Regions from separate parts of the Mus musculus genome. Here regions 1 and 3 are each linked to region 2. The links are chromatin loops, found by intact Hi-C in ENCODE. Cell type or tissue: left cerebral cortex. All regions are shown on one strand. Region 1 holds the start of Coa4 (cytochrome c oxidase assembly factor 4). Region 2 holds the start of Rab6a (RAB6A, member RAS oncogene family). Region 3 overlaps Mrpl48 (mitochondrial ribosomal protein L48).

What was found. Hi-C counts contacts between places; a loop is a spot of excess contacts. Peaks named below come from ENCODE experiments on the same cell type or tissue, not always from the same donor. Only the 100,000 strongest peaks of a DNase experiment are listed, where the experiment ranks them.
Region 1: it touches region 2 in a loop (2.2-fold over the local background); 4 of 42 quality-filtered maps call a loop at or near these places.
Region 3: a loop joins it to region 2, with 2.2 times the contacts of the local background. A loop is called at or near these places in 5 of 42 quality-filtered maps.

What each region holds. Positions count from the first base shown.
Region 1 is chr7:100,534,663-100,542,662 of GRCm38, reverse strand. It overlaps Coa4 (cytochrome c oxidase assembly factor 4), which reads right to left and starts at 5,563. Exons shown (of 2, transcript NM_183270.2): 1 at 5,471-5,563; 2 at 2,851-3,591. The coding sequence starts at 3,581. The coding sequence ends at 3,318. It overlaps Gm39058 (a long non-coding RNA gene), which reads left to right and starts at 5,544. Exons shown (of 2, transcript XR_869836.2): 1 at 5,544-5,859; 2 at 6,952-7,072. Gm39059 (a long non-coding RNA gene) reads left to right here. Exons shown (of 2, transcript XR_869837.1): 2 at 57-1,309. In left cerebral cortex, a CTCF peak has its summit at 4,510 (motif pointing left); DNase peaks (open chromatin) are centred at 2,469 and 5,589; H3K4me3 peaks cover 1,517 bases; H3K27ac peaks cover 1,393 bases.
Region 2 is chr7:100,604,334-100,612,333 of GRCm38, reverse strand. Rab6a (RAB6A, member RAS oncogene family) reads right to left here and starts at 4,748. Exons shown (of 8, transcript NM_024287.4): 1 at 4,041-4,748. The coding sequence starts at 4,110. It also overlaps a transcript of Mrpl48 not described here. In left cerebral cortex, CTCF peaks have their summits at 1,491 (motif pointing left) and 4,651; DNase peaks (open chromatin) are centred at 4,014 and 4,775; H3K4me3 peaks cover 4,082 bases; H3K27ac peaks cover 2,288 bases.
Region 3 is chr7:100,551,954-100,559,953 of GRCm38, reverse strand. It overlaps Mrpl48 (mitochondrial ribosomal protein L48), which reads left to right. Exons shown (of 8, transcript NM_198831.3): 5 at 37-206; 6 at 7,273-7,375. Among named protein-coding and RNA genes, the nearest start is that of Gm39059, 12 kb to the right of the region's middle. In left cerebral cortex, no CTCF peak of the experiment used is centred here; DNase peaks (open chromatin) are centred at 1,028, 3,214 and 4,255; H3K27ac peaks cover 3,155 bases.

The DNA of each region.
Region 1 (8,000 bases), 70 kb after region 2:
GAGTAAAGGTGTGTGCCACCATGTCCAGCTATTTATTCATGTATTTATTTTTGCAGTTCGGGTGATTGTGCCTTTGTGCCTGCCAGGCGAACACTCAGCCCCTGAGCTACATCCTAGCATACTCCAGCTGTTGAACGCTGATCTTTCCCCAGGCTTTAGCTAAGTGGTACAGTCTCTGTGATGCTGTGGGTGGCAGTGAATCCTAGCTCCCAGTCAGTGACTGTGATAAAGAAGGTGAACAACTGACTCTATGGTGTGCTTTGCTGGTAAACTATGCTGTTCAGCAGGTTGGGTGAATTAAACATTTTGCTTGCTTGCTTTTTGAGATAATCTTCACTCTGTAGCCCACCCTAACCTTGAGCCCAGGAATGCAATCTTACTGCCTCAGCATCCCAAGTTCTGGGATTACTGTGTGAGCCAGCACTCCCCCTCTCCTGTGTTATTTTCTAGAGGTGCTGGAAAGCAAACTGAGGGTTCTGCACATGCCAGGCTGTGCCCTTCCACTGAGCCACATCCCAACCTTTTGTTATTATTATTTATCATCCTAAAACAGGATCTTGCTGTTACTCAGGGTGGCATCTAACCTGGAGTCCCCTCTCTCATGCCCAGATGTTTCTCTTAATGCATTTTAATGCCAAAGCTCAATTGCAGTAATTGTAGAGTAACGGGTTTCATCGAGATGTCCCACACGTGCCTATGCTTTACTTCAGTTTTACCCTTCTCTCTCTCCCACTCTACTCCCTCACTCAAGGTCGCTTCCCCTCCCCTCATGGTACAATGTCATCTTGAATGCATTTGAGGGACGTAGCCCCACTGTAAATGACACAGACACATTCCTGTTTAGATTTGAGTACCTAAGCAACCGAGGTTTTTCCTGATGGAATTTACACTGTGACTGTACTGCAGGGCACAGAAGCACATGCATCTAATAACATGAATTCAGTAGAGAATCTCTTATGAAATGGGTTTGTACATTTCAGTTTTTTTCCCCTGAAATCAGATCTTACACTGTAGGTCTGGGTGTCTGAGAACTCACACAATAGCTCAAATTGGCTCCAATCCCCTGTTTCTGTCTTCCTGATTGCTGGACTTATAGGCATGTGTCACTATATCCAGATTTATATATTTAAATTGTTTATAGAGCGCACCAAAGTGTCCTCCCAAAACTTAGTCATCTCTTCACAGAGAAGAATGCCCATTCCTATCTCTACCAATACTGGTCACTTTACTTGCCAGCGGCATCAGCTAACATTTTGTTTTTAAAGCCTGTTTTTTCTGATTGTTTGTAAAATATACTTCCATTTTCCTATGTCTTTGAGTATATTAGTTCTTTTTTATTATTAATAATCTCATTTCATAGTTCAGGCCAGACTGGAACTTACTACATAGTTTAGGCTGGCCTCAAACTTATGTGTGAGCCTCCTGCCTCAGCCCCCCAAATTCTGGGATTGTAGGTAGATAAGGGCCTCCACACCCAGCCAGTGTTCACCTTTCTAGTTGCTTTTTCTTATTGATTCTGATGCATTTTTCATTTGCTCCAGATGGCAGTTCTTCCTATGTTACAAATAAATAAGTAAAGTGTACTTCATTCAGTTCCACTCAACTGACTCCCTTTTCACATTCAGAATTTTTTATTATTTATTTTAGAAGATAGGGTGTCACTATATAGCTATTGCTATCCTGGAACTCACTTTGTAGACCAGGCTGGCCTCGAACTCAGAAATCTGCCTGCCTCTGCCTCCCCCCAAGTGCTGGAATTATACTTTTTTATTTTTGAAGATAGGTGTCAATATATAGCTATTGCTGTCCTGGAACTCATATGTAGACTAGGCTGACCTCAAACTCACTGCGATCTGCCTGCCTGTCTCCACAGTCCTGGGATTACAGGTATGGCCACCACACAATGCCCATCTTTGGGATGCTTCTGGTGTACACAACTTGACTCACAGCTCTAAGCTGGAATGGACCATCAGAGACACAGCTCTATTTAGTCACTTGCTCTTCAGCTTGAAATATGACTTTACTGTTCCTTAACCTTCTCATGCCTTCTCTACGTTCTTCCCCTAAAATTTCAGCACACAAGGTTCAAAGTAGATTTTAGGGTCTACCAAACTTCAGACTTGGACTGCTAACATACAGATGCCTGAAAACTTTCTGTTAGTAATGATAAAAAAGCAGCCTAAGGTTCTATAGTAGGTCACCTTCCAACCCTCTTCCCATTCCCAAATGACTGCCAAGAACATAGAACAGGTTGGTGGTTTCACTGAATAAAAATGAGAAGCAGACTAGGTGTGATAACATGTGCCTTTTATCCTTGTGCTCAGAAGGCAGAGGCAGGCAGAGCTCTGTGAGCTCAATTCCAGCCTGGCCTACAAAGTAAGTACCAGGGAAGCCAGAGCTACAAAAATAAACCCTGACTCAAAGAAAAGGGGGTGGTGGGAAGCAACTGTTGCTGTTAGAAGCAGGACACAACACACTGAGAGAAGGCACTGTCAGTACTGCCAAACTAGCTCTGTGTTGATAGTGGCTCCATTTTCTAAAGGTCATAGTCTGTATTTTAATGTTAAACATACTTCCAAAATGTCAGACAAGCTTTGTGTTGGTTTGGTGAGGGGCAGACTATGAAAAGAAAATGTTTCCCTGACAGATGTGGTGTCACATGCCTGTAATCTCAGTCTTTGGGGGTGGAGGCAGAAGGATCATGCATTTAAGGTCATCCTTGGCTAATGTAAGTCTAAGATCAGTCTGGGCTACACAGATTCTGTCTTTAAAAAGAAAAAGAGGGTGTTTCCCTACTAGCTCCCCCGACCCATTACACTGAAGAAGTGAGGAAAGATAGAGGCACTTATGTCACTGCGGAAACCGAGTTCACTCCTTTGAGTGTTGCTTTATTTCTGCCTGTCCCCTGAGTCTCTCAGCAACGGGAAGGTCACGTTACTCTTCGAATTGCACATCGCCAACGCAATGCCTTAGAAACACTTCCTGTGGTTAAATTTGTGATTGGAAAATGAAGGCCTGATTGGGCAACCCGTATGTACTTATAAAGTACTTGGCACACAGTCACTGAGAGGTAGGGTGGAGGGAGTGTGGTTGTAAACACAAATATTGGTAGAACAAGAATGTGGAGGATATGTGTGATCTGACCATAGATCAGCTCATGGTGACCGTCGTGTGCAACCTCATTGGGTCTGGCTGTCAATCCTGTCCCGAAGACTGTCCCCAGATTTTACACCACTTCTATTACTTAGGGTTTCTTCTTCCCAGGTCTCTCTGGGTGCTGATTTCGTCAGGCCCACTGTGTGAGATGGTATAAGGTCTCAGTGTTGAGCACTGGCTTGCTCTTTCCTCCTCTGCAGCTCCTCCCTCCGTCTTGCCTGCTGTGCACTCATACAATCCCTGAAGGCCTGCACTTGCGGCTGGCACTGGCGCCAGTCCTGGTGTTGGGCCATGCACTCTTGCACTGCAAAGTGGGAGGCTGCACAGCCAGACCGGGTGATGAGCTGGTCCAGCGGGTCTTCCTCATCATCATCCTTCTTCACCGGGCGAGTCCAGTTATGGCCTTGTGGGACTGAGGTTGACATCTTGAGGAACCTAGAATATCAACAGACAAGGTTAAAGTACCGGTATGATTATACATTTCTTCCTGTTCATAAACAGTGACGTCTAAACTGCACTGCATGGCCTTACTTATATGCCTGTCTCCCTTAGGAGACGAAGCTCTTTATTGTCAGATGCTAGGCCTGATTTAGCATAGGGCCGCCAGCACATGACCTGACAGAGAAAGGGCCTGCAAAATGGTTTGATGAGTTGAGATAAAAGTATCTAAGCTCAATGGAGTCTGCTAGTGGAATGCAAGTTAAACAAAACATGCCATCTTTTTTGGAGATGTCATTTCTGATCTACCTCAAAACAAAACAAGCAAACAAAAAAACCCAAGCAAAGAAACAGCCTTTCTTCTTCTCTTCAGAAGAGTAAGGTTGAACACTTGGAAGACAGCCCAAGTACATGCAGGTTTGACTGGTGGGGGGAACTGAGGAGCTCAGTGTAGCTGTAGCATAAATCACGTGGAGGCTGAGGCAAAAGATGGGTCTGTGTGGTATGAGGCTGTTTAGTCAGCAATATCCAAATGTGAGCTTATTTGCCCAGACTGCTTCCCAAAGATCATCTGTTTCAGAACCCTACAGAATGCAGCAAGAGAGAACCCTACAGAATGCAGCAAGAGAGAACTCAGGAAAGGCTTCAATAGAGATAACTTCAACCTTTGCAAAAAGTTTGTTACGACGGGGTATAAAGGCGCTAAATGCCTCTTTTCTGTCTTATTCATTAATAGGTGGTTACTGTGTTGTGTGTTGGCTACTATATTAAGAGTATACAAGGGCTGGTGAGATGGCTCAGTGGGTAAGAGCACCCGACTGCTCTTCCGAAGATCGGAAGTTCAAATCCCAGCAACCACATGGTGGCTCACAACCACCCGTAATGAGATCCGATGCCCTCTTCTGGTACGTCTGAAGACAGCTACAGTGTACTTTACATATAATAAATAAATAAATCTTTAAAAAAAAAAAAAAGAGTATACAAACAAGACCAAGCTAGAGACAATTCCTGCCCTCATGGAGTTTACAATCTAGGCAAGTAAACTGGAAGTTTACAACAGTATGTACAGACAGCTGGGAAAACGAGGCAGGTCTAATCTGTCAAGACTTTCTAGAGAACCTGACTTCCAGGATGAAACTCAAGGATGAATGAGTTAGCCAAACATGGGAAAACTATTTCTGGCTAGAGGTAGACACATGAGAGGAATCACAAGTTCGATGACTGGGCTGAAAATGTAGTTTGGTAGTAGTACAAATGTCCAACGTGGAAAAGTAAATTGAATTTGATTCTCAGCCTCGTAAAACACTTCAGTAACTGGAGAAACCAGAAGAGCAGGAAATGAAAATTGGCAGAAATAAGTAAATGATTGATCAGCAAAGCTTTGCAGCCCATGTTAGGAGTTTAAGACTATTATCATGAGGAAAAGGGGTAGGTCACAAGACGATTTAAGCACTTCTCTATATAAACCTCACCGCTACGGAGGCACAATAAAAGGGTAAATGTCTTTGCCTGGAGACCTGTATTATTAGGTAGGGCCGTCAACAAATCATACACACACACACACACACACACACACACACACAAAATAAAATCGCTTTAAGATTCACTAGGTAGACTTTGTAAATAGCACTGCAGTATATGTCCAATACATGTTGTCCTCGGTACTCCTTGAATAAAATGAGTTCAACCCATGCTTAGAAATAAGGGCAGGCTAGATGCCTGACAGCTTGGCAAGGCCTTCTAGTAAGGCATGACAAGGAAGAGGAAGGAGAGAAATACAGGCATCCAAGTCCCCTGAAGCACCTCTCCCAGTTTCAGGAGCACTCCCGCCGTCCCCACTGTGCATCCGGTGTAGGGATGCGTGCGCAGTGCTCACCCGCAGGTGCAGAAGAGCGTGCGAGCGCGTTCCGCCCCAGACGCGGGGATTCGTAGGCAATAAGGACGCCCCCTGTTCTCTCCGCAGGAAGCCGACCCAGCGGGAGCACACACGCGGAAGAACAGAGCCCTCTGCAATTCCCATTGGTGAACTCTCCGTGTAGAGCCCGCCTTCAGCCCGCCTCTTCCGGGAAAGGGCGGAAGGAGCGGACCAATGGAGACCGGATCCTAGGGAAGGCACCTTGGATCGTTCTGAGAGACTGTGTACACACCCTCAGGTGACTCCAGGCCACCTGAGAGTGACGGAGGAGGCGGGTAGCCATTATGCCTTTTCATCAGCAAGAGCTCTGACTGGACCCATGTCTGAAGTGTTACCGCATGGGTTGCCAAGTAAGCTGAAGGGCACAGGATCCAGAAAAGGAATTTCAAATGGGACATTTTTCATTCCCAAGTAAAACAAAGAAACATGTATGCACAGTGTGTCCCATGCCATAACTAGGATCTAGAATGCCCTAATTGCTGAAGTGAAAGGAAGAGGCATTTTCTATTTACATTTGTGTATTTATGTGTGGCGTTGAGGTACACGTGTGGAGAGCAGAGAACAGCAAGAATTGATTCTGTCCTAACATGTGGGTCCTGGTCTTGAACTCAGGTTGTATGGTGGCTGGCAACTTTACTCAGGAACCATCTTGCAGGGGCCAAGGGATTGATCTTTCCTCACTCTGCCTGCCTTCTCTTCCCCACTTTCATTGACAGTGCACACAAGCTCCCTGGAGACCCTTTTCTTAACTTTCCATCTCTCTAGGCTTCAGGGTGGAAAGTGAGTTATTGCACCTAGCCATATCCAGACAACTCTAATCCTCTTTTACCTCTGAATGGCATTCTGTGTCATTCCTGACCATTGAATTCTCTCTCTCTCTCTCTCTCTCTCTCTCTCTCTCACACACACACACACAATCAACCTTCCTAAATTCTGTGAGAAAAGCTCATTTTATTGATTATCTGTCATTTCACATACCATTATTATGTTTTGTATCTATTTTTGGTTTTGTTTTGGGTATTTTATTTGTATTTGGGGGGATAGGGTCTCACTATGTAGCAGTAGCTACTGTGTGTAGTAGCTAGCCTTGAATATGTAGTTCAGGCTGGCCTCAAGCTTGTGGCTTTCCTGCCTTAGCTCTCCGAGTGTTGCAATGACAAGTGTGTGCCACCGGGACCAACCTTGAAGCTTAGTTCTTTACTATGATAAGTGAAGATCATCACACATATTTATGATAAATACATATAGATCATCAAGCATATATGTACTTATATATGTATTTACCATATATGTGTATTTATCATATATCTATGTCTGGTGATTTTCACCTGTCATCAGAGAAGATAAAATTCTACTTTATAACCAGTAAACAAGATAAAATTACTTTAGCAACTTTCTCTACATATAATGAACTTCACCTCTAAAACTTTTTTTTGAAACAGGATTTCTCTGTGTAGCCCTGGCTATCCTGGAACTTGATCTATAGACTAGGCTGAACTCAGTCTCCAAGATCTTCCTTCCACTGTCTACCAAGTGCTGGGATTAAAGGCATGTGCCACCACAGCCTGGCTTTGTGGTTTGATTTATAGTCAGTCTTTCATTGTATTTCCTCCAAAGTCAGTTTGCTTTCCTCAGTTTCAACTGACTTCCAATATAGGTATGTGGGGTGTGTGTGTGTGTGTGTGTGTGGTGGTGGTGGTGGTGGTGTTCCTATGGGTCAATTACATAAGTGTATCATCTGTACAGATGCCTAAATTGGGTCTTCAAAGAGATAAATATGAAAGTTATTTATTTATTATTTTTGAGACAAGGTCTCACTATGTTGCCCTGTCAGGCCTGAAATGTTCTAGATCAAGCTAGCCTTGAATTCACAAACATCCACCTGCCTTTACTGCCAAAGTGCTGGGATCAAAACTGCCCTAACTTACCCGCAAGTTTTTATTTTTGAGACATTCTTTTGTGATGTACAAGGAAACCATCCATCATTTGGCAGCCTGTTTGCCAAGGAACTGGTCTGGATAGGGTCCCAGAGCTTACAGCTTTAGAAGGATTTACTGTGGATAACAGGCAAGCTTTATGTCCTGTAAATGGCACAGCACTGAGAACTGGTCCTACCATATAGCTCCTTCGGATAGCTACATGATCCTGATGCTCTCCAAGTCATTGGTAGACTCAGCAAAGGTGTGCCTTTGACGGTAATGTTCCGCCATGCCTGTTTATGTGGTGCTGGGGATACAAGGCAGGGCTTCAGGTAAGCACTCTGTCGTCTGCTCTGCTCAGCACTGCTCAGTTTTGTTTGTTTGTTTAAATAGCAGATAGTTGAAAGGAAAGTTAAGAAGCAGGCAGTTGGTTGTCTGCTTCCCTCTCAGCTGTTAACTGCTTTCTAGGGCTTGTCATCACCCTAGAAATGTATGTAAGCTCTGCTGCATACGTACAGCCATTGCCATCCTCATCAAGGACCCTGATGCTTCTCTAAGGGACTGTGCCATTA
Region 2 (8,000 bases):
GAAAATAAGATTGCCAAGACATATGCCATTAACTAGATCTGTCAAGTAATAAAACAATTCATCTTCACTACAGAACAGGGTTATCGTTCATTTGAAAAGTTAAATAAAATCACATGACCACATCATCTGCATATTTGACATACTTTTTTGCATTATACTAACAGCAAATAAGTTAATAGCGTCAGCTGGGGGGGGGGCCTGTTTAAATCAAAAAGAAAAAAAAGTATAATATGTAGACAAGTAAGTTCTTTTTCTTTTAGTGTTTTAGTTAAACAGTTAATAGGTTAATAGCTTTGACTACTATTATATTTAACTATTGTTTGGTCACCAAATATTTCTGAGCAGTGACCATGAAACTGGTTCTATGCCAGTAATAGGGGTTCAATGAACATAAAAAGATAATAATTTTTATGGAACTTGCATTCTGTTCTGCCCTGGGAAACACAAAAAAACAAACACATAAAGTATTATAAATGTGGTAAATACTCTTAAGGAAACAAAGAAGGCTATTCCAAAGACCACAGTCTTTAAAAGCTGAATTGTGGATTTCTAACAGTCCTAAAAATAAATAATTCATAGCAACTTACATCAATGCAACATAGATTCTACAGGCCTTTGCTAATGCATAAGAAAACTATAGACACTGACCGTGAAAACAAAAATCAATCTTTTAGTGTCAAAACTACTGGATAGCATTACTTAGCAATATGATGACCTCAAAAAATAATTAACCTCCTAGTTCTAAAGAGCAAAACGCATGCAAACATAACCCTAAAGAAAGCAAGTGAAATCTGATATATAACTTAATATAATTGGTTATATTAGATATAGAAAGGTTATATCTATATATAGAAAGGAAATCTGAAACAGAAAAAGAATATTGTTTTTTAAAACTAAGGCAATATAAATAAATAATATATTTTAGTTAATAAATATAATCAACATTTGGCCAATAATTTTAACAAATGTGCCTTATTAATGTAAGGTACTAGTTGGAAAGAGGATGCAGGATGCATAGGCATCCTCTGAACTATCTTACCAATTTTCTATAAGTCTAAAACTGTGCTAATATATAGAAATGTATACACACATACATAGCTAAACCTAACAAGGCATTATTTAGTTTCTACCTGGGAAGGCTGGGAATGAATGAAAAGGAATAGTTGATAAATTAAAGAAAGAAATAACAGAACCTGAGAGGCTGATACAAGAGGATCTTGCACCTTCAAGGCCAGCCTAGGCTACACAGTAAGACTGCTTGTCTGTCTGTTTGTCTGTCTGTAGCTCTACACACACACACACACACACACACACACACACACGCATGCGCGCGCACACGTATGAAAAAGCCATATTAAAACACATTACTCTGGGACTGGCGAGATTGCTCAACGGGTAAGAGCACTGACTGCTCTTCCTAAGGTCCTGAGTTCAAATCCAGCAACCACATGGTGGCTCACAACCACCCTTAATGAGATCTGACGCCCTCTTCTGGTGCGTCTGAAGTCAGCTACCATGTACTTATGTATAATAAGTAAATATTTGAAAAAAACCAAAAAACAAAAAACACATTACTCTGTTTGCCAACTTAAAAAAAATAATTTCCCCATGGCTAAGGATATAGCTCAGTATGTACTCACCTAGCACCACATAAACCAAACACAGTGGCAAACACCTGTAATCCCAGCACTTGGGTGGAGGCAGGATCATCGGATATTCAAGGCAAGTCTTGTCTATACACATTTAGTTCATAGTCAGCCTCACTACATCAAAGTGCCTTAAAAAGATATTAATTTCGAAATAGGAAAGAAATGAAATGAAAATAAAAATGGGTATGATGGCTCACCCCTAAAATCCCAGCACTCGGTGAGGCAAGAGGACAATCAGCCTAGGCTATCAAAATGTAACTCTAGCTTAAAAAGAAAAATAGTATCTGAAAGAAAATGAGAAGTCATAAAACTCTAATATAATACACTCAAGAAATCCAAAGGAAACCTGCACCTAGCTACAAATTAAGATCTCATGATAAAAACTTCAACAGAAAGATTCATAGATTTTTGTGCAAACTAAATTATTACTGTATCACAATATGAGGTAGTCAACAATCTCCAAAGACTGCACAAGAAGCACATTCAAACCTATTTATTAACAATGACCAATGAGCTTCAATTTATGTATGACACTGTCCTGAAACTGCCATGCAACACTACTGGGATCAGGATCACTTCATAGGTTTCCCTCCGTTCCTCACCTAAGGGAATGCTTATTTTATTTAATTATTTATTGTAGGTGGTGTTCATGAAGATCAGAGGACAACTTCTGAGAGTTGGTTCACCCCTTCTACTGTATAGGACCTGGGGATTGAATTTTGGTTGTCAGTTGTAGTGCCTGTTTTACTCACTGAGCCATCTTGATGGCCTGGAAATGTTTATACTTGAGAAATATCCATAAGCAAACAAGAGGGAGACTAGATCTTTCCATCTTATAAGGTTATAGGGAAGACAAATCCAAACATTACAAGAAGAAAAATTATTTCCCAGGCCCTGCTGAAGGCAAAATTGCAACCAGTGTTAACCAGCCATAAAGTTCCAAATTGGTATAAATAGTTCAAGCTAGCAATAAAAGCTAAGAATACTTTATCAGTTATATGCTTTTCACTCCAAATACTGTTCTCCATAACCTCATTTAAGATATCTAGTAAGTATTTAATGTTTGATTACTTGGAACTAATCCCCCAATGTCTGAATTACAATGATGGTCAAGAAAAATGTAGAGGAAAAGCGAAGATTATAATCTCTGAATTACTGTTCAGTTTGAATGATATAGAATAAAGCTGTTGGAAGAAGTAATCTTCGTGGCAACCATTACAAAATTAGAACCTTGTATCCACTAGGAAGCACAGTGACTGCAGAACCTTGACCAGACAAATGACATTACAATTTCATTCACAAGACCCTATGAAATATTAGGTATACATAAAAAAAAATCAGTTAACTCAAATAGTATTCTAATCTAATTTAGAGAGCTAGATGGTGGATCTATTACCCTATTACCCAAAGGCAATCCTACAAAACAAAGATGCATTATTCTAAGCCTCTCACATACATCTTAAATATGTAACTGGAAAATTCTCAAGAAGAAATTAATAATTAACATTTCACCCGTTAATCCTTGCTTGTATCATCATGAAGATACTTAAATATTTCATATTGAAACGAGAAAAGAGGGAAGTGAGATGAGAAAAATTCAAAGTAAACTGATCATGACATAGCATCTGGCAGAGACTGAAAAGGCATCAATATAGCCAAAAGAATTGTCAATGACGAAAATTAATAGAAAAATAAGGATTTCCAACCAGTCCCAACCCAAGGGACCAAAATCATCACTGGCAACGCCACCTCTTTTCAAGTCTCCTTCAGTTAAAATATATTAGCTCACTAACCCTAACTAATTCTTCATTTAGGTGTAAACTGAGCAAGAATTGTTTTTCTCCATGACCACCTCTTCTCTCACCTTCCGAGAGACTAGTACAACTCCGAGCCAAGCCTCAGGGGAAAACAACGCCCAGATCCCACCCTCCTTCATCCAAGGTTGAAGAGGGGGCCCATTCTCCAGAGTTGGGGGCTTCTCGGAGTGGGACCTCACTTCCAATGGGAACCGGAAAAAGAGCAAGGAATAAGGGTGGGGCCCCATAAAGCCGGCCCGGGTGGTGGAGACCACGCAGAGCAAAGGAAGAAAGGGATGGACAGGAGGCTGGGCGGGGTGAGGACTGAGGAGGACAGAGCGGCCCGAGAGGGCCCGGCTGCAGGCGGCGGAGTCCGGGCGAGGATCAGAGATCTAAGCTACAAGCCTGATAGATCCTAGCGAGGAGGAGCCAGGGACAGGGACAAGAGGAGTCGGGGGACCCGGGGAAAAGGCTGGGGTGGGGGTTTTAGGAAGAGCGAGGCCGGCGGGGAGCCTCAGCGGCCAGAAGGGCTGCACTGGGGGCGGTGCGGGGAAGCCGCGGCCGGCTGCCAGGAGCGGGGGAGTCGCGCACTCACCGCTCTGCTCTCCCAGGAACACCAGCTTGAATTTCCTCAGCGGATTCCCGAAGTCTCCGCCCGCGGACATGATGGAGCCGGAGGAGCCGCCGCCGCCGCCTCAGCCCAGAGACCTCTTCCAGACCGCTGCAGCTCCAACCCGCTAACGAAGAGGGCCGAGCTGAAGGGGCAGCCTCCGAGTCCTCTCGGCCCCTGCAGGGCCGGGCAGAGGGGCGAGGCTGAAGGGAGAGTGCCTCCACCGACCGGCAGCCGCCGCCGCCGCCTCCCCGCAGAGTCGCCTAGCACCGAGCCGGGCCCGCGGCCGCGAAGGGACGCAGGGCGGTGTCGGAGGCAGCCAGCGGTGCGCTCGGGCTTCGCTAGCCTAGCGCCGTTCCTTCCCTCAGAACGCGGCGCGGAGACTGAGGTGAGAGAGGAGGGTGGCGAGGCGAGCGCCGCAGACGCGTCTGGGTCTCGGCACGCGCAGTGCTCGGGCTCTCACAGCAGCCGCCGCCGCCACCACCGCAGCACAACCCGCTGAGTGCGCGAGCCTCTGGCGCGGATGCGGGGCGAGTCCGGGCGCGAGCCTGCCGCCCTGCCGGCCTCGGACGTGCGTGCGTGAGTGCGTGCGTGCGCGTCGCCGCCAGTGCTTTCCTGGTTTCGCCAGCAATCCCGGCTCCTCCCGTGCGGTGGAGAAAGGGGCCGATCAGGTTTCGACTGGCGTCTGGAGAAGCCGGGAGGAGGCGGGACCGAGTTCCGGGTAAGCAAGGGGGGGAGAAAAAAAAGGGGGCGCTTACGTCAGTGACAAATCGAGCCAATCAGAAAAAGCGGAGGGCAGGCAGCTGCTAACTGAGGTGGCGACGCGAGAGCGCGCGCGCGACTCTCGCGCGGAGGAAGGTGTGGGGTTCTGGCAGCCATAGGAAGTGTGGCGCGACGCAAGGCGATTGGAGGAAGGAGGAGGGAAAAGAAGGTGGGACGGAGGCGGAGCCGGAACCAAGGTGGAATGACCGCAGCAATGCGTGGGTGGGGTTGGGTCGCTCAAAGGTGTATTGTAGGTGCTAAACCCTTAACGTCGCTTCTCCTTCCTCACTTTAGCCCTTCACCCGTTTACCCTAGCCTTCTAAAACGTAATTCCTTGCTCGGCATCTTCGTGTATATAAGATTTCCCACCGTTACTCCGTGGAGTTTCATAACTACCAGAAACAAGTCCTCTCCATTTTGTGGGTGAGGAAATTGGAGTCCAACAGAAGGAAATGACTTGCAAAATCCACGTAGTCATGTCATGGAGTCAAGGTTTTATTTGAACCTCTGCTACCTCCTTACGTTAAGCCATCAAATTCCCTAGTGTCTGTTGGCGTGATCTTCTGTTGAGTGGCCGTTGTTTTAGGTGCCCATAACATCAGACGATAACCATCGTCTACATGCTAGAAATGAGTTTAGATATCATATAAGCCAAACTCCACATATTACAGATATGAAATGACTGCCCACTTAGCGGTGCAGCTTTGGAAAAGGTCACACAACATTCCAGAGGGCTGCCTCAACAAAATCACAAATCTGCAGAAGGAGTATTTAAAAGATCATCCTTTCTCCTTAAAGCAGCACTTCTGGATGTGCTTGAGTGGGGCTTCCTTAAATTTGCCATCTGAAGCATTTCCAATTGTCAACCAGATTTGAGATCCAATAAGATAAAGGTGAATGCCATAAGAAAACATGAACTAAGCATAATGTGGACAGTTACATAACATAATTAAATGTAACTTTTCATCTGAATGGGATCCCTAAAAAGAGAGTATCAGACAAAAACAAAATAATTTGAGTATAGCATGAATTTTAGTTAATAACAGTATTTTGTACTGATTGATTTATTATAACATATCAGTCCTATTAAAGTAAGCTGTTAATAGAGGAGTCTGGAGTGGTATATGGGAACTTCTATAATGGCCTTTGTAAATCTAGTAATTTTCTATCTAGTGCTTCACATCTGTAATCCCAACCCCCAGGAAGCTAAGGCGGAGGATTGCTGTCAGGGCTTGGCAAACCTGGGCTATAGAGTTAGTTCCAGCTTAGCCTAAGATACAGAGTGAGGTCCTGCAGAGAGAGAGAGAGAGAGAGAGAGAGAGAGAGAGAGAGAGAGAGAGAGAGAGAGAGAGAAAATCTACTCTTTAGGACACCTAAGAAACTTCTAGAGCCAGACATGGTGGTGCATGCCCATAATCGTAGCACTTGAGAGATACAGGTTAGAGGATCCTAAATTTAAGGCCAGCCTGAGCTACATATCAAAGTTAGGCTGCATGAAACCTTGCATCACTGAAGGGAAAAGAGTTCTAAATAAAGTCTATTCATAGAATATGAAAAATAAAAAAAAGTTAGGTGCCATTGAATTAGAGAATTTGGCATCTGCACAATTTTTTGCCATTCTTCAACATTTCATGGGACAATATCTTAAAAAGATATCTCTGTTCAGACATATTAAAACCCTTTTAGGGCTGGAGAGATGGCTCAGCGGGTAAGAGCACTGACTGCTTTTCCAAAGGTTATGAGTTCAAATCCCAGAAACCACATGGTGGCTCACAACCATCCTTAATAAGATCTGACACCCTCTTCTGGTGTGACTGAAGACAGCTACAGTGTACTTAGATATAATAAATAAATAAATAAATAAATAAATCTATCTTTAAAAAAAAAACTTTTAAAGACATCCAAACTCACATCTGTAACCCAGTAATGGGGAGTAGAGACAGGAGTTTAAGATCATACGTAACTACATAGGTGAGTTTGAGGACAGCCTGAGCTACATAAGATGTTGTCAAAAATACTTTGAAAACATAAAATAAAAATGTATAAGTAAAAACATCAAAAGTCTATGTAAGTATCTTATACACAAAATACTTTACATGTTATTGACAAGGTCAAACAAGTGCCTTATCAAATGCAGGACGACTCACTGATGAATAAATTAGGAGAAGAAACAAGTTCTGAAAGTGTCGTCTAGTTTGACCTACCAATGACACAACTATATCTCAGAACCTTCTCTATCAAAATGTTCTCTCTGGGGCTAGGAATAGCTCAGGGGTACAGTGCTTCCTTTGCATAATAAAGTCTTGGGTTTAATCCTAACACTAAGTCAATCAATCAATAATAAAGAATTACAAAAAAAAAAATTCCCTGACGTTCCTCTCAAACAAGTGGTGGAATTTTTGAATGTATATCTAAAAAGGAAAAGGAGAAGCTGGGTCATAACATGAATAAATATTTGAGTTTTAAAACCACAGTAGCAGCTGGTACTGGATGATGGAGGGTTTCTGACCAGGCTAGACTAACTACAAAGCAAGATCTTGACTCAGAAGCAAAACTAGCCAAGGCTAGTAGTTCATGCCTATAATCCTAGCAGGAGTTCTAGCTTGGGTTCCATAGTTAATCTCAGACAGGCCTGAATTTCAGCAGAAGACATTGTCTCAGAAAGAGGGGAAGGAGGAGGAAGAAGCAGAAGAGGAAGAGAAGGAGGAAAAAGGGGGAGAAGAGGAAGAGGGAGAAGATGAAGAAGTCATTGAAGTTGTTGTCTTGATTGTACAAGTAGCTTATCAGGTCAGATAGGACACCCACCAATAGTATACCTAGAATCCTAGCACACAAAGAGCAGTAACAAAAAACTTTTTCTCAAGTGCTTTTGCAAACAAAAGTAAGAGTGGCTTTTTTCTCTACTGGGTACAAGGTTTTCATTGTTTCCTGAAATAGCCTTTAGAGTGACATCTGAGGATTCAAACTACTTTGTACTTCCTCCAGAACTTTATGAATCAATTCCTTCCTGCTGCTTTGTTTCTGTAGTCACCAAACAGCTGGGCTATTAGGAAGAGAGGGCTAGTATAACACAATTCGGACCTCAAGTGTTTCATGCCTTATCAAGTTTGATGCCTCCTCTTTTGTCCCTTCTCTCCCTTTTTCCCTCTGCTCTGTCTACCTGGATCTCACTGTGTTGTCCTG
Region 3 (8,000 bases), 52 kb after region 2:
CCTTTCTCTTTGTTTTTTTTTTTTTTTTTTATTCAGCCCAAAAAGAAGAAAGCAAAAGTAGAACTGAGAGCCATTAATGTGGGGACAGATTATGAATATGGGGTTTTAAACATCCACCTGACAGCATATGACATGAGTCTGGCAGAAAGTTATGCCCAGTATGTCCACCGCCTCTGCAACCGGCTGTCCATCAAAGTCGAGGAAAGGTAGGAAGGATGCCTTCGCCTGGCGTGTTCCTGGTCTGGGGATCATGTTTCATTTCTTCTGTCAACTCAGGTTTTGGTAAAGTAATGTACATGTAATGGAAGTTAGGGTTTAGGTACATGCCTGCCACAGTCAAAGGACAAGACAGATCACTAACCTCAAAAGTTCCCTGCTGCTCTGTAAAGCCTGTCACCTCCCCTCCACCACCCAAGGTTTGGCAACCACTGATAAGTTATCTAGCCCAGGTTTTAAGTTGATTAATTTATTAATGTATTATGTGTGTCTGTATGTGTGTGCTCACTAGTGCCTTAGGGCACCTATGGCGTGACTCGTATGTGGAGGTCAAAGATCAGCTTGCAGGATCAGTGCTTTTGTTCCGTGGGTGCTCTGTGGGCATCAGGCATGCTGGCTGGTGCCTTCCCGATGAGCTTTCCTCTCATTGCCCTCTGTTCCTGTTTTGATGTCTTCAGAATAGCATGTAAATGGAACCACACAGTAGACAGCTGTTTGTATCTGACCTTTTTCACTTAGCATAATGTGTTTAAGTTCATCAAAAAATGTTTTTGCAAGTTTTAAAAGGTTTTGACAAAATACATGTGAAACTAATAATTTTACTACTTCTAAAATTTTGTATTGCATTTCTGTATTTATTGTGTATGTGTGGGTCTGGGGGTAAATATGCCATGTGGGTCCCAGGGGCTCAGTTCATCAGGATTGGTGGCTGACAAATCGCCTTTACCTGCTGAGCCGTCTCACCAGCTCCATCTTAGGTGTTTTTAACTCGCATATGGTGCAGCGATGGCAAACTCACTCATAGTGGGCAGTTGTTACCACCTCCAAACTGAAACTCCGCACTTACTAAACAGTAATTCTGCTTTCCCTCCTCTGCTTATCCCATAACTGTTGCCCCTTGACCCCCCCCACCACACACACACAAAACCTTCCTACTTTTTGTCTGTTTTTGATTGCCTTCTAGAAGTAGAATTCTACTGTATATTTATTTTGTGACTGGTTCATTTTGCTGAGCATAATGTCTGTAGAATTTGTCCGTGTTGTACCATATGTCAGACTCCTTTTTTAAGACTGAATATTCCATTATACCCTGTATTTTGCTTCTCCATTCATCTGTCAGTAGATGATTGTGTTCAGCTTTGATTTTGAGATAGAGCCTCACTATGGTAGTCTTGGCATGTCAGGAGCTCATATGAGACCAGGTTAATTTCTCAAATTTATAGCAATCCTCCTGCTTCTGCCTCCAAAGTATTGAGATTATAGGCACGAGTCACCACATCCAACCTGTTTTCTTCTTTCTTCAAGACAGGTTTTCTCTGTGAAGACCTGGCTGGCCTCAAACTCACAGAGATCTGCCTACCTCTGCCTCAAGTGCTGGGACTAAAGGCATGTGCCACCACTGCCTGACTCTAACCTGTTTTCTTAAATGGTTCTTTAGAAGGGTAGTGTAGTGCTTATTAAGTTTGTTAAGTTTGAATTGTTCATTTTTCTTTTATGGTTTATGCCTTTAGTGTCATATATAATAACTTACTGTCTAATCCACAGCGGTAAAAGTGTTTACTAGCAGTCCTTTTACATTAAGTCTGACCCATTTTGTACTATTTTTTGTATATGGTGTGTAATTTGTGTTTATCCCATCCTTTTCAAGAGAGAGTCGGTTTCTTTTTTCTTTTTTCTCTTTTGCCTTTCTTTACTAATATGGCTGTTCGGTTGTTTCATCATTTGGTGAAAGGACTTTTTTCCCCACCGAATCTCAGTATCTTTGGAAGCTAGCGGACCACGAATACCTGTGTCTGTTCCCGGAAGTGATTTATGTTACGTTGGTCTATATATCTGTGCTTACACTAACACTTCACTATTTGAGCTACTAGAACTTGATAATGCAGTGTTCTTTTTTTAAAATTATCTATAATGGCCTTTTGTTTTTTTTCCATTAAATATTTTTACTAACTTGTTGATGTCTATAGAAAAACCTACTGGGATCTTTTGAGATTGTGTGTGGAAATTAGAGATCGGTTTGGGGAAGATTAGAGTCCTAACAAGTTTTTCCACTGATTCAGGCCTTTCTGCCTGCTCTCCCTCTCATGTGTTCTTTGGATCTGCTGGAAGACAGCTGGCATTTAGTGTCTGTTCCAGGGCCTCTGCCTTTCATGCCTTATCTCAGGGTTTCTGACGGCTCACAAGTCCCCTGGTTGGCCTTAAATAGCATTAAGTCACTTGATGAGAAATGGCTTTCCTTTTAAGTTCATACTCAATTCAATTACTCCAAGGAGACATGCCCAGAGTGACTGGTGTGACCTGAACCCCAGTCTAGCACTTCCTAATCTTTGCAGCAGAGGCGGGTGTCGGCCTTGGAATCTTGGATGAGCACTGCTGTCTTGCTAGGATTTATGACATGATTTTGTTTTCATTGTATTTATTTTTAACTTGCCGTCTACTTATGGCAGCTGATATGGGTCTTCATTAGTAATCATGATGTAAAGGTAAACTTTTTGCGTTGTCATTTTCCTTTGGTGAAAATGTTCTGTGAGCTGTAACTAGAGGACACAAGTAGAATCAGTTCGGTTATAATCAAGATATAAACATTTCAGTCATCCTGAATTCTATGCTTCTGCAGTCAACTCCTTTCCCACAAATCCTTGCTAACTTCTAATCTGTTTCCTTTCCCTTTGCCTGTAGTTTTGTCTCTTTCAGAATGCCATATAAGTGGGAAAAAAAACCAAACAAACCATGTTCCTTTTGAATATAGCACTCCTCACTTAGAATAATACAGTCAAAACTTACCCATACTTGTCTGCATCACACACTTTGCTCCTTTCTGTTGCTCAGTAGCATCTCATTATAAAATGTGCTTCAGTTCCCATTTGCTAATTGAAGGGTATTTATGCTTCTAATTTTTGGCAATTATAAATAAAGCCACTACAAATAGGTATGAGTTTCTGTGAGAACAAAGTTTTCATTTCTATGTAAGACTGTGATTTATGGTCAAATGGTAAATATGGCACAGTTTGAATGTGTAGGAGACTCTGCAAACGTCTTACCAGTGGCTGTACACCTCCTCCCTCACAGCAAAGCATGAATTCATATGCTTATACAGCTCACATTTCTTCTTAAAAGTAATTTTTTAAGTGAGATGGTTTTTTAAAAGGGTAAATAACAGCTCAGGTAGTTTGTCATGATAGCAAGATTATAGGTAGATGCATAGCATGTGAACATACAAAAATGACCATTTCTTTTTTAATATTAACACATTCCCATTTTACACACCAGGAAACCAAAGATCTGAAAGACTGAAGTCTTTCCTTCCCCTCTTCTCACCCCTCCCACCCTCTTTTCCTTTCTTCTTCTCTTTATTTTGAGATAGGGTTTTATGTAGCCCAGGCTGGCCTTGAACTCACTATGTAGCTGAGGCTGATCCTCCTGCTTCCCTCTCCAGGTCCTGGGATTAATGGCTCATACCCCCATGGTTTAGTTAATTCCGTGCTAGGAATTGAACCCCAGGCTTCCTGCTTGCTAGGCAAGTACTCTAGCAACTAAGCTTTATCTTCAATCCAGCCCTGATTTTTTCTTAGGTTCCATCTTGTTTATTATTTCTCCAAGAAAGCTTATTAATAAGTTAAATCCTTCTGTAATATATTCCGGAGAAATAAAGGATATACAAATTCCTTTTCTTTACGTGCATTTTTTTTATCCTTAGACTTATTTTCTATGATTTTCCAGATTATGTTCTGTATTATGTTAAATTCTATAAGGCAGGGGCTGCTTCTGTCTCCTCAGTGGCCCAGCCCCAGGCCCTGGCCTGGTCTGCAGTGCATTCTAGGCGCGGAGTAAATGGCGGTTGATTTGGATTGTGCCCCAGCCCTCATGGCCATGCTTCCTAGCACAGCGGGATGAATGGCACCCTGGTTTCTGCTTCTCTCTTGGCTCCTCGCTGCAAATAGCTCAGCATAAAGAGCTGTTTGTTTTCACCCAATCTCTGCACTGGCTGACTGAGCTTTGCCAACTGTTGTATCACTGCACATTCACGTTGCCCAGCTTTTCGGAGATGAATTTGTTTTCTCATGGTTTTCATTTAATTTTTCCTCTGGAGTGGGGATGGAGCTCTGAGGGTACTACTGTCTGTGACCTTGAGTTGGAATTGGGCTGCAAGCGCAGCTCGCAGCTCGCCAGGTTTTGTTCTGCACGGGGTCTGGAATGCGCAGCTGCTGCTCCTGCGGCAGAGCAGAGCAGAGAGGAGGCCTCTCTCCTGATTTGCCTGCTTCCCTTTGCTAAGCAGCTGCCTAGGGGGACAGAAATGACACTCAGCTGACCAGCCTGTGTTCATGGAGAATGTACCAGTGAACATCATTAGCTCTGAGGCAACTCATCTTTCCTCTTTTAAAAAAAATCTACTTTCAAAAAAGAATTTTTTTTTTTTTTTTAGAATAGCTTTGTGTGTTTCTGGATAATTTTGGTTTTGTTTTGGCAGCACCAAGCTTTGAGTGTGAGCCTTGTGCATGCTCAGCAGGCCTCTCCCCAACCCCGGCTTTCCCCTGGTATTTACTGTGCTAGGGGTGGAGCCCAGAGCCTTATCTGAAGTCCAAAGAGCGCATTGACAACTGGGTTGACTCTTCAAATAGTTTGGTTTTTTTCTCTTTTCCCTTTTGTGTCTCTGCTGTTTGATCCGATTTTATTCATTGCAGGAAAACTGGAAAGTGCAGAGAATGCAGATGAGTGAACAGAAAGGACCTGTACTTAAGGACTTAAAGGCGTATGCTACTTTGGAAGGGCCCGTTTCCTCAGTGTTTACTTACTTATTTATCCATTTAAAGTTAGTATATATCCAAAATGGCCTTGGACAATCTAATCATTCTGCCTCTACCTCCCAATACTGCTGGTATTACAGGGTTGTGTGTGTGTGTGTGTGTGTGTGTAGGCCAGACGTCTTCCTCAGTTGATCTCTACCTCATTTTATTTGTTTGCTTGTTTTGGGGGTTTCGAGTCAAAGTTTCTCTATGTAGCCATGGGATTGAAGTTGTGTACCACCACTGCCTAGCTCCTAAGTATATTTTTAAAAATTATTTTCTTTTGTATGTATGACTGTTTTACCTGAGTGTGAACCACATGCATGCCTGGTGCCTGGTGAGTCCAGAAGAGGACATTGGAGCTCCTGGAATTGGAGCTACACATGGTTATGAGTTGCCGAGTGGGTGCTGGGACTCAAGCCTGGCTTCCCTGGAAGAACAGCTAGTGCTCTTAACTGCTGAACCATTTCTCCAGCATCCTAAGTACATTTTTATGTCCTGTTAAATCACTACTTCACCCATGAAGCCATCCCTGGACCCCCTTTTCTCTGAGATATTTGACACTCTTTGAAGGCACAGACTTCATTTGTCCCTAGAATGCCTAGGGCAGAGCAGGCTATTAATAATTTTTTATGGTTACATTTATTTATGTGTATGTGTGTGCATACGTGCATGTGCCCAGCACAGCTGGAGGTGAGAGGACAGCTGTGGGAGTCAGTTCTCTCCTTCCACCATGTAGGTCCCAGGGATTGAACTTAGATGGTCAGGCTTGGTGCCTGGTACCTTTATCCACAGAGCCATCTTACAGGCTTACAATGTTTTGCATTGCAATGTAAATGGCATGGTTAGTGGCCATTCTAGCCAGTCAGTCTTCCCTGCAGACTGCTCAGAGGGTAGGTAGCCTCTCATACTCTCTACTGCTAACAAACTCCCACAGAGTTATTTTATGTGACCTTTCATAAAGAGTCTATGGTTGTGTCCCCACTTTTAAATATTATGGATTGATTACCATATTTGTATGGAAAGAGGCAATCCGAGATTGTGCTGGGGTGGTCCGAGCTGCTGTTTGGAGCAGGTACCTCAAGGAGTCCACAGTACTCAGGAATTCACAACCATTTGTCAGAGCACAGGAAACTGCTTTTGAGGGTGTAGGATGGCAGGCAAGTTGCTGTGTAGTCTCAATCATGGCTGCAAACCTGTGACAAGGCATGTTCTTCTCACTCCCTAGCTGAGAGACAGACACACAGAAAGAGGGCTGGATTGACCTGGGAGTCAGGCAGGGAGTAAGGGCGGGACTGGTCTTAAATCTGGGACCATCAGGTTTCTGTTCCGATTTTGGTCACACTAAGTGTCCTTCTGTAGAGGTCCATCCATAGAGACCATTTGATGAAACTGTGGGACGTAGAACATTGGGGGTTCTATTGTCAATATTAGTATTTCATTCTCTTCAATTTGATGAACTTTTTGGTGAGAGGAATACAGTATTAATACCGTACTTCCTGCTAAAACATTAGTTTATTTTTACCACCACACCTGATCCTCAGTGTCCTCACAGAGGCTCAGATTGTAATTTCATTTACTTACGAAGCTCAGGGGGAGAGGTATCTCACCAAAGCACGGATTGCTGGTAAATGGGAGACTCCAGACACACTGCTCTTTTCCCTGTAGAACTTGGCCTACGGAAGCTAATAGAGTGAGCACAGACTTGGCAGTAGTGATTTCCAACCGAGGTGACTGCCAATCATTCTGTCCCGCGCCGGGGCGGGGGGGGGGGGGGGGTGGGGTCCTGGTGACATTCAATGGATACAGGCAGGAATACACACACAGACCAGTACCCACAGTAAGAAGTGCCCGGTCTGGAGTGTTACTAGTGCTGACCTTGAGAGAAACTTCCAGAACTGGTTAGGTATGCCCTCTTATTTCTCCAGAAAAAGGAAGTGGCCAAGGCTTCCCTCTAAAGCCTGCCTAAGTGCTGGGCTGGATTCCTTTAGAATTGGCTCCTTTTTAGTAGCACCAAATAGATATTATCAGCAGGTTACACTTAGGGAATTGTGTCAGGCAAGTGTGGCTGGGGACATAGAAAGGCACTGAGCACAGTGTGTCCCCTCAGAGTTTAGAGATATCCTGGAGGAGATAAAGGGTGCCTGCTTACTTAACACTGGCGGCAGGTAAGCATCCTCATGGAGTAATGGCTGTACTCACCGATGACCCTGGTTAAAGTGGTGCTGCTGGCTTGAGTGGACACTCTAAACAGCTAACTCTTCCTCTGCAGCTATGCGATGCCTACCAAAACCATGGAAGTGATGCGACTGCCAGACCAAGGCAACAAAATGGTCCTAGACTCCATCCTTACCACCCATGAGCGAGTGGTGCAGGTAAGCACTCAGGGTGCCCAACTGCTTTTACTCCTCTGGCTCCCTCCCTCCATCTTTTTCTCCATCTGTCATTCTTCTCTTACTATTATTGTCTTCCCTCCCTTAAATCAGTGGTTCTCAGCCTTCCTAGTTCTGTGACTTTAACACAGTTCTTCGTGTTGTGATAACTCCCAACCATAAAGTTATCTTCATAAGTATTTCAAAACTGTAATGTTGCTATTGCTATGAACCATAATGTAAATATATGTGTTTTCCAGTGGTCTTAGGTGACCTTATGAAAGGGTTGTTTGACCCTCCCAAAGGGGTCTCAACTCCCAGGTTGAGAACCTTTGCCTTAAATGATGTCTGCATTCCAGAGCTGGGCTCTTGACTCCTCTGCCTCTCCTGTTATGAAATCACATCCATTCCCCAAGCTTCCTTGTATACCAATAACACACAAACCTAGGTGTACACAAATATATAAGCATATATATATATATATGCTTTTGTTGGATCCTCCACAATGTACTCCCTGACCTCACTGCAGGGAAAACTAATTTTTCAGGGGACAACTTCCCTCTTTCTAATCCTTTGAGCCTGGTGCTTGATCCTTCTTTGTCTTTGTTCATTGATCAAATTCCTTACT